Linked DNA regions of Homo sapiens: region 2 is linked to region 1. A link is a contact called in ENCODE Hi-C data. All regions are on one chromosome and are shown on one strand. Each heading gives the region's core, a stretch centred on a gene start or an enhancer-like site at or near the end of the contact. The rest is flanking DNA. Distances are from core to core; before and after follow the strand shown. Region 1 holds the start of LINC-PINT (long intergenic non-protein coding RNA, p53 induced transcript). Region 2 has its middle 96 kb from the start of PODXL.

Region 1 (5,842 bases), core at 3,088-5,587:
CCTATCTTGGACCTCAGGATATATCTGCAGGATATAATGGGAGCAGATTTATGGCTTATGAAAATGGAAGGATAGCATTGATGGAGGATACCATCAATAATCAAATTCTGTTGGTTCTATGTCCTTAATATATCTTAAACCCTTTCAATGCTTCCTCTCTCCATGTCCATTCTTGCTACCTTAGTTTAGACATGCATCATTATTTCTTTCTTATAATGTGATATGGTTTGGCTCTGTGTCCCATCTCAAACTGTTAGCCCCACGTGCTGAGGGAGGGACCTGGTGGGAGGTGACTGGATCATGGGGGCAGTTCCCTCCATGCTGTTCTCACGATAGTGAGGGAGTTCTCATGAGATCTGACGGTTTTAAAAGTGTCAGTTTCCCCCGCAAGCTCTCTCTCTCCTGCTGCCTTGTGAAGGTGGCTGCTTCCCCTTCGCCTTCCACCATGATTGTAGGTTTCCCCAGGCCGGAGCACAGTGGCATGATCTCTGCTCATTGCAACCTCCGCTTCTGTGGTTCAAGTGATCCTCCTGAGGAGCTGGGACTACAGGTGTGTGCCACCAGGCCTGGCTAATTTTTTTTTTTTTTTTTTTTGTATTTTTGTAGAGACAGGGGTTTCACCATGTTGCCCAGGCTGGTCTCAAACTCTTGAGCTCAAGCAATCTGCCCACCTCAACCTCCCAAACTGCTGGGATTACAGTAGTGTGCCACTGCACCCAGCTGAGAGATCTTTCTAAAATGAACATTTGATCAGTTCACTATGCCCCTTAAAATTCATCAGTGGTTCTCCACTGGCCTTAGAATAAGTTCAAACTTTTTAGGATAACATACTCAACCATGCTAATCTTTCTGGATTTCTCCTCCAGGACTTCTGCCATGCATTTATACAATGTATTTATTTAGAACCTACTTGCCAGGCTCTGTTCTTCACCCTCAACTCCCTGCACACAGCTTTTTCCCTAAGGTCTTTACACATAGTACTTTCTTTGCTTGGAATATCTTTCCCTGTAACCTGCCCACTTGTCTGGCTTACTTCTACTTATCCTTCAGAACGCATCTCAAGATTCACCTTGTGTGGTTAGAGACCCTATGCGTGGTCAGGGTTAGGCACCATTCTTATGAGCTCCCCTGTTGATATCATCTCACTGTTGCGTGATCAACTGTATATTCATCTTTGTTCTCATGATACTATAATGTCCTTCAGAGCAGAAACTGTGTCTTATTCATCTTTGTATTCCCAGCACCCAGCACAGTACCTGACACACAGCAAGCACTCAATAATGAATAAAGTGGCAGAGTTGGGTTTCAAAGTCAGGTCTTTTCTCTCTGGCACAAATCTCACATTTCTTCATGCTACTTCTCAATACTGTGAATTTGAAAAATTCCAAGAGCTGAGCTAGGTCTATTTTTGCCTAGCACTAATTAAAACACAGGCAAATAGATTATTATTAGTTCCATGAGGATTCAGTTGATTATTTTTTTGTACACCCCTTCCTCCATCATTCCACCACTTTGATCATCAGAGTACTTAGGATTACCTATATCTAAAATGACTGAAAGGCTAGGCATGGTTGAGTGCACCTGTAGCCCCAGCTACTCAGGAAGCTGAGGTGGGAGGCTTGCTTGAGCCCAGGAGTTGGAGGCCAGCCTGGGTAACACAGTGACACGTTGTCATAATAAATAAGTGAGTAGACTGAAAGAACTTTCTCTATACTTTTATATCCTTTTGTAACTCTTATCCTGTTGCTTCCATAATACCACTGAGGCAGGGAGAGACTAAGTACATGGGGAGCAAGGTAAATTTTATTTTTCTGTCAACAGACACTAAAAATGGATACATCAATAGAAAGTCATTTCCCATCATTTCCCTCAAGGTTCCTATGGATAGATATTAAAGGTTCAGTGCTTAAATTTAACATTGCAAAATCCAGCTAAAATTGAAATTTTTATGTAGTGAGTTCAATCTCATCACAGAAGTTTGTAAATGGGAGGAACCTTAGAAATCCTTTAGTCCAGCACTTTCATTTAAGCTTCCACGAAGAAACTGACATAAGACCTACAATGGCTCACTCAAGGTCATCCAGGCTATCGATGCCATTATACATCTTTTTCAAAGGGCTTCATTTTCCATCTAAACAAATTATCTACATCAGAATCCACCTATTTACATAGGGCTTATCTTTCTGATATTGCCTTTGCAATATCCTTGTTATAAAGAGGAAGGAACTGAAAACAAACAAAACAAAACAAGGTTGTCTTGTCCAGGGACATAGAGGAATTGGTAAAAAAGACAATTAGTACACAAAGTGATGGGGTTTCCTATTTGTAGTGTAGCCTTGTAGTCACACTGTGTTCTCCGAATGCCACAATGCTAACCCAAAATTACTTGTCCTTCCTGGGCCTGGATTCCATTCAATTTTATGCCTTGTTTAGTCTAAATGATTTCCCCAGCTTCGACATGTATTTATTTATTTATTTATTTATTTATTTATGCGTTTCATTTTAGAAGTATACTTAAATCTACTCTTTACTCGAGTTTGTCTTAGTTCTAGTGCTGAGGAATGAAGATTCTGGGTAAAAGAAATCAAGATGATGTTTTTTTTTTCTAGGCTTTACATTTCAAGGATTGTTTCTCAAATGGCAACTGGCAGTCTACTCCTCAAATGATGACGTTTTCCACAGGAATTACAATTTAATTGGAATATTTTGTTTTCAATGGGAAGCAAAGATTTCTTTCCAAGAGGATCAGTTTGATAATGTTTTACCAGCTAGTGCTACGAGACCAAATATAAACCAGTTCTGAGAAACAGGAAGTGAACTGACTGGTCTAGTCTGAGTGTCCCTGGCAGTGACGCAAATACAGAAATCAAATTAGGAAAACAAGATATGTGGGTGTGAGGCAATCGATAATAATCCAGGATGCTACAACATAAGCAAGAATGCCTTTAACCCGATGCCATTCATTTTAATAACACCCTGAGCAGTTTGATTTCCACGGAACACGCTGGTGATTAGAGAGCAGCAGGAGCTTGGGTTCCCTAGCAACAGCATGTGCTTTTGAGACAGTCATTAGCCTTTCAGTTAATCCCATCAACCCCTTACCTCTAAATGTATGACTGACATAAAAAAAATGATGTTTTAGAAAGTGCTTTGAAATTTCCAGGAGTGCAATGGAAGGGAATAATCATAATTAAAAAGTTGTCTGGAGAACTACACTCCAGTGAAGGAAGTAATGTTCCTACGTGCCAAGCCTGTCCGTATATTTCCCTGCTCTCAGTTGTAGGTTTCTGAATCCCCTGTGGCAAAGGGCAAGGGAGGTGAAATTGTTCAGAGTTTCAGGCAGTCTTCTCACCTAAAGTGAGTAGTATTGCAATGTCTCTTGGAATCATGGCTCTGAAGATGAGGAGAGAAGCGGGATGGGCAGTTTGTGTGGTGAGGAGGCTGGCTGCAGGTAGGCTGGGAGGGAATGTCACACATAGTTTTCTTTCTCCTTTAAGCCGAATGAGGTATGCTGGTCAAAGGAACTTGGGGAAGGAGGATGGTGAGGGGAATGAAGTTCTTCTTCCTATTGATTGTTTTGTTGCACCAGAGGCTGTTTGTCCAAGGCCACTGGCCAAGAGCATTATTTTCGTGGCTAAAGTGAGGTTGGGCAGGTTTCCCATCCCTTTCACTAGTTTTGAACAAGACAACCCAGAAAGCGCAGCAAGGCTCTGGGAATATGATGTGGGTTGGCTTTTCCTACTCAGCTGCACCTTAAAGCGCCAGGCCGATGGGCTGATACTTCTCAAACCCTGAATCATTGCCTCCAGCTCTGTCCTGGGTTCAGGATGCACCACTCCACCCTCTGTGTAGCTTGGGGTCAACTTCGGGGCGTCACTCCAATAGTAATTATTGCTGCGTTTGGCTGGACATCCTTATTACGGCCTGGGTCCCTCTCAGCTGGAAACTGGGCTCCTTCAGTTTGGCTGGGGTGACTTCTAGCACTTCCCGCCGCCCCACCTTACCCCCCTGCGCGCTCCCTTCCCAAGGCGACCACCTGCACCGCCCCACTTACCATCTGCCCCGCGGGGAGGGCCCCCCGGGCTAGCGGAGCCCTCCCTGCTCCCGGGCGGCTCTGGAGGAGCTCGGTGTTTGCCTCTAGCCCTTCGCTACCGGAGGATCAGGTTCCTCCCCTCCTCCCCCTCCAGCTCCGGCCGCCGCCGCCGCCGCCGCCGCCTCCTTCTTGCATGACACAGCAGAACCGCAGCTGCTGCAGCAATTTCAAGCCATCCGCCCAGGAAGCGCCGCAACCGGGACTCGGGAGGGGTGGAGGGGGCGAGGCAGAGGCCGCGGCCCCAGGGGATCCTTGGCCCCACTGTGCACCACACACTCCTTTCCCAGCCCAGGGGCACGCGAACAAAATGAGGCTCAAGCTGACCAGGCCGAGCCGGAGGAACGCTGGGGCTTGGCAGCAGAAGGGATGGGACCAGAGAGAAGGGTGTGGAGGAGACCCCAGTGAGGGCCAGGACATTTCAGGTAAAGAGAGGTAAGAAGAGGCCCAGAAGTCAAGGGCCAGACTGTGAAGGTGATTAGAGGTCAAAAGAGGTAAGGAGGTAGAGTTGCAAAGAAGAGAGGCCGAGCTGGGAAGGGCGTGGGGGTGGGGGTAGCTGCAGGGGAGGGTGGGGGGTACAGTCTTTGGGGAGGCCCGAGCTGAGCCCCCAGGCAGAAAAGGGGCTGAGTTGGGAGGCAAGGGAGGTAGGAGGAAAGGGATGAAAAGAATTAGGCATGAGATAGGAAGGTAAAACTTGGGAGAGATATTATAGAATTAGAAGGGTTGGAATGGAGCTCATTCATCATGGCTGATGAAGTAAACTGATGAGGTGGAGAGAGACAGAGTCAAGGCAAGGCCAAACGAAAAGATCTTCCATCCCACTCTTCAGTTTCTTGCGAAGTTTTTCTTGATTCCGCCAATCCACACAGTTTCCTTTATAAAATGGAAAAGCATGAACTAAAAAACCCAGAAATAGCTATCTGGCTTAGATTTACAGGATAAAATCTCCATGTCTGTAAAAACTTTAAGGCAGAAATTTGGGATTTATGGTACAAACCCTTTAAGGGACTGTGAGTCAGTAATACCCACAGCACTCAACATTGTGAGTTTCCACACATCCCTGGACTTGAGTGAGTCTTTCCAAGTGTTTGTTAATGGTACAAATGATGACAAAATTAGTGGTTCAAAAATATTAAAGTGCACATGCTTTTTGCTTTCTCTATGTATACAGAGATTACATATATGTATACTTTCTAGCGTCTAGCAAGTATGGTATGGCTAGGGATAATTATGTTTTTCTGATTATTTTGTTTCCCATCAAACACCCCACGAATTTTACAGCAGACCGCCTTCTTGTCACCATTTGAAAGAATGTGGTCAGAAAAGTAATGCAAAAACTGCCACTTTGGTTTTGTCTGTACCTTCCAGGTCATATCTCCGTACCTCACTTCCTGACACAAACAAGTTTTCACTGTTGTCAGCAACAAAGCCCTAATATAGCTGCGGAAGAGAAAAACTGCATTGCATTTTGCCTCCTGCAAGCATCATCAACAGTTACTGGAGGAACGTAATTCCAGAAAGCTTGAAAGCCGTGGTGATGGTAATTATGTATCAAATGCCTGGTTCTATTTCTGTTATTATTGTTTTGTCATTTCTGTTTTCCCAGCGATCTGACTGAACTCGCAGAGGGACAAATCCAGTTTTTCTTTTTGACTTTTGTCAAACTAAATCAGGCCTGATAGAAAACTCATTGCTCTCCGGGGAAACAAAGTAGGAGCCACGAAATGTCATTTTAACAGAGCGTGGGTTTGG
Region 2 (6,228 bases), core at 1,527-4,026, 540 kb before region 1:
CTGTCTCCACTCTCCTATCCCAGTCATGTTCTAGAAAAGGGGCTACACACCTGGCTTCCGGGAGCTTCATAGACCGATTGCATCAGAATCTCAGAGCATCAGAATGTGAGTTTCACACAGATGAGTCTGAAAAGACCGGTGTGTGTATTCCTGAAACACTAACTCTTAAAGGCCCCCATGTCAGACGCTTTGGGGACAACAGCCTTGGCTCAGGTGAAGCCCCCTGATGCAGGCTTGTTGCATTTATCTTGATGTGGCCTCTTAGCTGTAGTCAGGACCCTGGAGGGCAGGATGTGTTTGTTCATCTTTTTTGTCCCCAGTATGTAGCACAGTGCCAGGCACGTGCTGCGGATTTAATGAATACTTGTTACATCAGTAACCAAATGTACAAATGAATGAAGGAATCATCGCGCACTTAGGGCAGAGCTATCAGCCCAGGCAGCTCTGTCTAAAGGACCAGGGCCTGTTCTTTAGGGAGAAGGGATCAGTAGTTAAAACTAGAACAATACCTGGACAGCACATCTGCAATTACTCACAGCATTTGCTTTAATTGCTTAGTAAATCCACACAATGTAACTTTATGCGTCTCAAATAATTCCCTTGTTTTTTTTGAAAATCCTTAATAGAAAATACACAGCAGGTGGGTGTTACGTGGAGTAGAAATGCCTGACCGCTGACACCTGGCCACCTTTCCCGTAAACTGGCAGGGACGGAACCTGTGCTGGGATCCTGGAGGGGCTGCTCCACAATAGCCACCTGATTCTGAGGGGGTTGCAAGCTCATCCTGTACCTCTCCTGTCATGCCTGAGGAGCCTGTGAGCTGCCACATCCTGTCACAGCCCCCTCCTCAGCCATGTCATCCTCACGACTGCCCTGGGAGGCAGGCAGCCTTGGAGACTTCACTCCCATTCACGCTGAGACGTTTAGGGAAACCTGAAATCCGACCCCCTTGGTACAGAGCTGAGAGAAGGAGGTAGAGGCAAGACGCTGAGGAGAAGAGACACAAGCAAAGAGGGGAACAAGGACCTATTCTCAAAAGAGGATGCGCCCAAGCCACGGCCGTGGTGAGACGCCCGGTTGCCCTTCCACTCTCGGCCACCAGGTGGCGGGCACAGGCCAACTAAGCCAGGCAGGGCTCAGGAGCAGCTGCCCAAAGGGCGGCCCAGGCAGAGACAGCACTGCCAAGGTGGGAACATGCCCAGGAGGACACCGCACAACACACACCACACACACCCCTACAACACATACCCCACAACACAATGTACCACATACCACACAAGGCACGCCACACACACCCCAACACACAACACACACACCCCTATAATACACACCCACAACACAACACACAAAACATACCACACCCACAAAACACACAATGCATCCCAACATCAGCTACACACACATACCCACAACACAAACCACACATATACACCCCAACACACACCACAAACACCCCTACGACACACACCCCACAACACAATGCACATATCACATAACACACACCACACATACACACCCCAATACACACCCCTACAACACACACCCCTACAACACAATTTACCACACAACTCACCACACATCCATACAACACATACCCCACAACACACACACACAGTACAACATACCACACAACACACATCACACACCCAACACAACACACAATGGACAACTCACCACACATACCCACACAACATAACACACAACACACACATCCCTACAACACACACCCACAATACAATGTACCAGACAACACACAACACACGCAACATACACACAACACATAATGCAACACATAAACCCTACACACACGTCACACAACACACACACAAATACACACCCCCACAACACATACCACTACAACACATACCACAACACACACACATCACACCACACACACAACACACAGCATACACACCCTACATATACAATACAGCACCCACACACAGCACACACAACATACACCACAACAAACACATACAGCACACACAAAACACATCACACACACACACACCCCACACACGCAGCAACTGCTCACTATCCCTCCACTTTGGGAGATGCTGGATTCTTCTGCCCCACTCCACACCCTGCTTATTCAGCCTCCAACCCCAAATGACCCCCCACAGCACTCCTCCCCTTAGTCTCCTGGTATCTACAAATTCCAAAGTGCCCTTCATCATCTTTTCCCAAACACGCCTGCCCAGGCCTTTCCCTCCCACTGTCCCCCCATCTCCACCGTCCACTCCTCATGAGGGAAAAATAAAACCTCCCCACAGCGGAACACTTTCTGCTTCGCCAGGAGTTTTCCCACCTGCTTTCCTTTTGACCGTCTCAACCATCCTAGGAGGAAATTATGAGGACTGCCATTAGATGAGTCAGAAAGCAGAGTCTGGGAGGCTGAGCTCCTTGCCCGTCCAGATGGGAGGACAGAGGCCAGCCTTCAGATCCCAGGGTGCACCTCTGCGACCCCCACATCCCACAACCAAACCTGCGTTCCACTCTACTCCCTCTCCAGACACACACCTGTCACCGCAAAGAAGCCCAGGTGTGATGGGAGGGACAGGTGAGGGGAATCGAGAGTCACTCCCCAGATGAGGCAGAGAGCCCCATTCCACAAGGCTCCATCTGCTTTTCCAGAAGTCTCTGCCCTGGAAAAGAGGCACTCACAACCAGAGCTGAATTCTCTAGGGCTGAATTCTCAGTCTTCTCTGCACAAAAGCAAAGAAGACTGAGAAAGTCACTTGCAACTTAGTGAATGGTCGTTTACTGCTGGAATTTGTCCCATGTGTTTATGACTCAGCACAGGGGCTCCAGGGACAAAGGTTCTCAACACCCTGGCCACACGAAATGGGAGCTAGGTCTCTGTGGGACTGAGGCCCCCTCCCCCCCTCCCCCCCTCCACAATTCCCAGCTTCAAGTTGTTTTAAGTACAGCAGAGGGACCCAATCCTCCTTTTGGAGGCAAGAGGCATCTGCATAAGCCCTGCCTGGATGTCATTTCTTCACCTGCATCCATAGCACCTTCAGGTGGCTCCTGTAGGGATGTTAAGAAGCAGTAATTAAGGCTGGGTGCCGTGGCTCACACCTGTAATCCCAGCACTTTGGGAGGCCGAGGCAGGAAGGATCACGAGGTCAGGAGTTTGGGACCAGCCTGGCCAACATGGTGAAAACCTGTCTCTACTAAAGATACAAAAAATTAGCTGGGCGTGGTGGCACGCACTTGTAATCCCAGCTAATCGGGATGCTGGGGCAGTAGAATCGCTTGAACCTGGGAGGCAGAAGTTGCAGTGAGCCGAGATCATGCCACTGCACTCCAGCCTGGGCGACAGGGCGAGACTCCGCCTCAAAAAAAAAAAAAGGCAGTAATTAGGACTGAACACCTAAGACAAGGGACAGGCAGAGGGTGGGGACAATTAACTCAGACACAGTGCAGGTCCTGGGGCTCAGGCCTCTTTCAGGTCAAACTCTGTTTTCAGCCCCCGGGGGCCTTCCTGACTTCCCACACGGAGCCCCTTACAGCCCTGAACCCACTTTAGGGTGGCTTTCAGACCTTGGGGTGTGGACACCTGCTCCTGGCCTTGGGGGGGCTTCTCTCAGGCTCAGCCTCCTGCCCAGAGCTAGGACTTAGGTGAGTCAAGTGAGCACCCAGGGCACAGATGTGCAGGGCGCTTCCTCTCGGGGCAGGTACTACAGCCTGAGCACCTCGCTGCCTCCTGCTAGCCCTGCTCCAAGCTACCCTTTCCCCTCCCATCCCTTCTTCCACCTCACACATCCATTTCTTCATCCCAAACGTGGAGATCACAAATCTCACACAGTGGGTGTGAGGCCCAAATGAAATGTCACCATTTCAAAAATGCAGGAATGTTTGTTCATTTTTCTTATTTCTATCTTTTGAAATGCTTCCCAAAGCAGTAGAGGTTCCTAGCTGAATCCTTCATTCAGAACGTGTAAACATGGCCAAGGAATGAGGGCTTGTTCTGGTGGAACAACCGTGTTCTTGGGGGTCAGGGAGGCGGGAGGAACAAAGACCTTTTCCACCTGCAATGGAGGTTCCCGAAAGTGTGAGAACTTCCTAAAGACCGTCACCTAAGACGTTAAAACAGTCCCTGGAGTTCAGTGGGTGTGCAATAATGGCCAGTAACAGCATAGTCCGAATCCAGGCTGGACACATCACACAACAGATGCGAGGTACCCCATGCTAAGATAATGTGGCATAAGAAACTGTGGTCTCGGCCAGGCGCGGTGGCTCACGCCTGTAATCCCAGCACTTTGGGAGTCCAAGGCAGGTGGATCACCTGAGGTCAGGAGTTCAAGACCAGCCTGACCAGCATGGTGAAACCCTGTCTCTACTAAAAATACAAAAATTATCCGGGCATGATGGCGTGTGCTTGTAATCCCAGGTACTCAGGAAGCTGAGGCAGGAGAATCGCTTGAACCTGAGAGGTGGAGGTTGCAGTGAGCCAACATTGCGCCCAAAGAAAAAAGAAAGAAAGAAAATGTTTTCTTTCCACACAACAGAACTTGATGCAGCTGTGGAAAGGAAGGAAACCTGCTACCTGCCACAACACAGAAGAACCTTGAGGTGAAGTGAATGATTACACATATGTCCATGAAAAGATTCCCCTTACTTAAGGGATCTAAAGAACTCAACCTCACAGCAACAGAAAGTAGGATGGCGGTTGCCAGGGGCTGTGAGGAAGGGAAATGGGGAGTTGTTCTTTAATGGGTACCATGTTAGCTTTGCAAGATGAAAAGTTCTGGAGATTTGTTGTATAACAATGTAGATATACTAACACTACTGAACAGTGTAGATATACTAACACTACTGAACTGCACATGTGAAAATGGTTAGGAGGGTAAATTTTATGTTACGTGGTTTTTTACTACAATTAAAAATAAATGAGGGCCAGGCGCGGTGGCTCACACCTGTAATCCCAGCACTTTGGGAGGCTGAGGCAGGTGGATCACATTGTCACGAGTTTGAGACCAGCCTGGCCAATATGGTGAAACCCCGTCTCTACCAAAAATACAAAAATTAGCCAGGCATGGTGGTGGGAGCCTGTAGTCCCAGCTACTCGGGAGGCTGAGGCAGAAGAATCGCTTGAACCCGGGAGGCAGAGGTTGCAGTGAGCTGAGATCGAGCCATTTGCACTTCAGCCTGGGTGTCAAAGAGAGACTCCGTCACAAAAAAAATAAATAAATAAAAAATAAAAAAAAAAGTCCAGGTGTGGTGGCTCATGCCTATAATGCTAGTACTTTGAGAGGCTGAGGTAGGTGGATGGCTTGAGCCCAGGAGTTCAAGACCAGCCTGGGCTACATAGGGAGGCCCCCTCCCCGACTCCCATCCCTACAAAATATTTAAAATTAGCCAGGTATGGTGGCATGTGCCTGTAGTTCCAGCTACTCAGGAAGCCCAGGGAGTCAAGGCTGCAGGGAGCCATGATGATGCCCCTGCACTTTAGCCTGGGTGACAGGAGACTGCCTCTAAAATAAAGAAATATAAACTAAGAATGAATGATGAGTGAATGAATCTGAGTGAATGGGGACCCAAGCACAGAGTTCGAAATCTGAGACGGATCAGCCGAGAGCATCCCTCCCTCCACCGCCCCACAGTTTCACCCAGCTGAGACCAAGTTTCCACAAACAACCAAGCCAGTTTCAAAGGGGAAAGGAAATCACAGGGACCATGTGGAGGAGGTGGAAGGAGTTTGTTTAGATGATCGTTGTAAGAATTTCTGAGTTCAAGGTTTGTCATGTGCGCTGCGTTGAAGGCCATTTTAAGCGTCAACTCAGTGAATCCCTCCTTTCCAGGCACCTCCAGCACAGCCCCCAAACTGCAGGCACCCGCTCAGTGCTGGGCACACCCTCGCCGAATGATTTTGTCTGAGCCTTGGCCCCCCACCACCCCACGCAGGCCTAAAGCACACACAGCCAGGGATCCCCGGCAGGATTCCAGTTCCAGAGTCCTCGGTAGCATCTACCCAGGGAGCAGCCAAGACAGCCAGCATCCCCAGGTGACTGCACGCTTTCTGCCTACACCCTCCTGAATCTACTGTACTCAAACGTGGCCTCGTCACCTGGATGTTAAGACAGCAAGAACCCTGGCAAAGTGGGAACCAAGTGGACCTATCAGGAAGACAAGTGATGATGGCATTTCTGACCCCATGGGCAAAAGGCTTCTGTGAGAGCTTGCAGAGGCAAGCGTGTCAAGGCAGCCAGGGCTAGAGATGGA

Evidence for each region. A loop is a pair of places that touch in the nucleus more often than their neighbours do. Pooled maps may share reads with other maps.
Region 2: a map of IMR-90 shows a loop between it and region 1 (11-fold over the local background). The contact joins the enhancer-like site here to the promoter of LINC-PINT in region 1. A Hi-C loop is called at or near these places in 3 of 168 maps with a recorded cell type or tissue (IMR-90, endothelial cell of umbilical vein and head of caudate nucleus) and 11 of 50 pooled maps.

The regions. Positions count from the first base shown.
Region 1 is chr7:131,108,420-131,114,261 of GRCh38, reverse strand. LINC-PINT (long intergenic non-protein coding RNA, p53 induced transcript) reads left to right here and starts at 4,337. Exons shown (of 8, transcript NR_170176.1): 1 at 4,337-4,525; 2 at 5,459-5,842. It also overlaps a transcript of MKLN1 not described here. RefSeq lists silencers at 2,772-2,831, 3,982-4,131, 4,212-4,261 and enhancers at 2,549-3,090, 5,485-5,842.
Region 2 is chr7:131,649,740-131,655,967 of GRCh38, reverse strand. No RefSeq gene overlaps it. Among named protein-coding and RNA genes, the nearest start is that of PODXL, 96 kb to the right of the region's middle. RefSeq lists silencers at 944-1,238, 984-1,278 and enhancers at 2,969-3,536, 6,037-6,228. Within about 2 kb of position 2,776, at least 2 of the 41 ENCODE cell types and tissues checked have a DNase peak (open chromatin) inside an H3K27ac peak, as active enhancers do.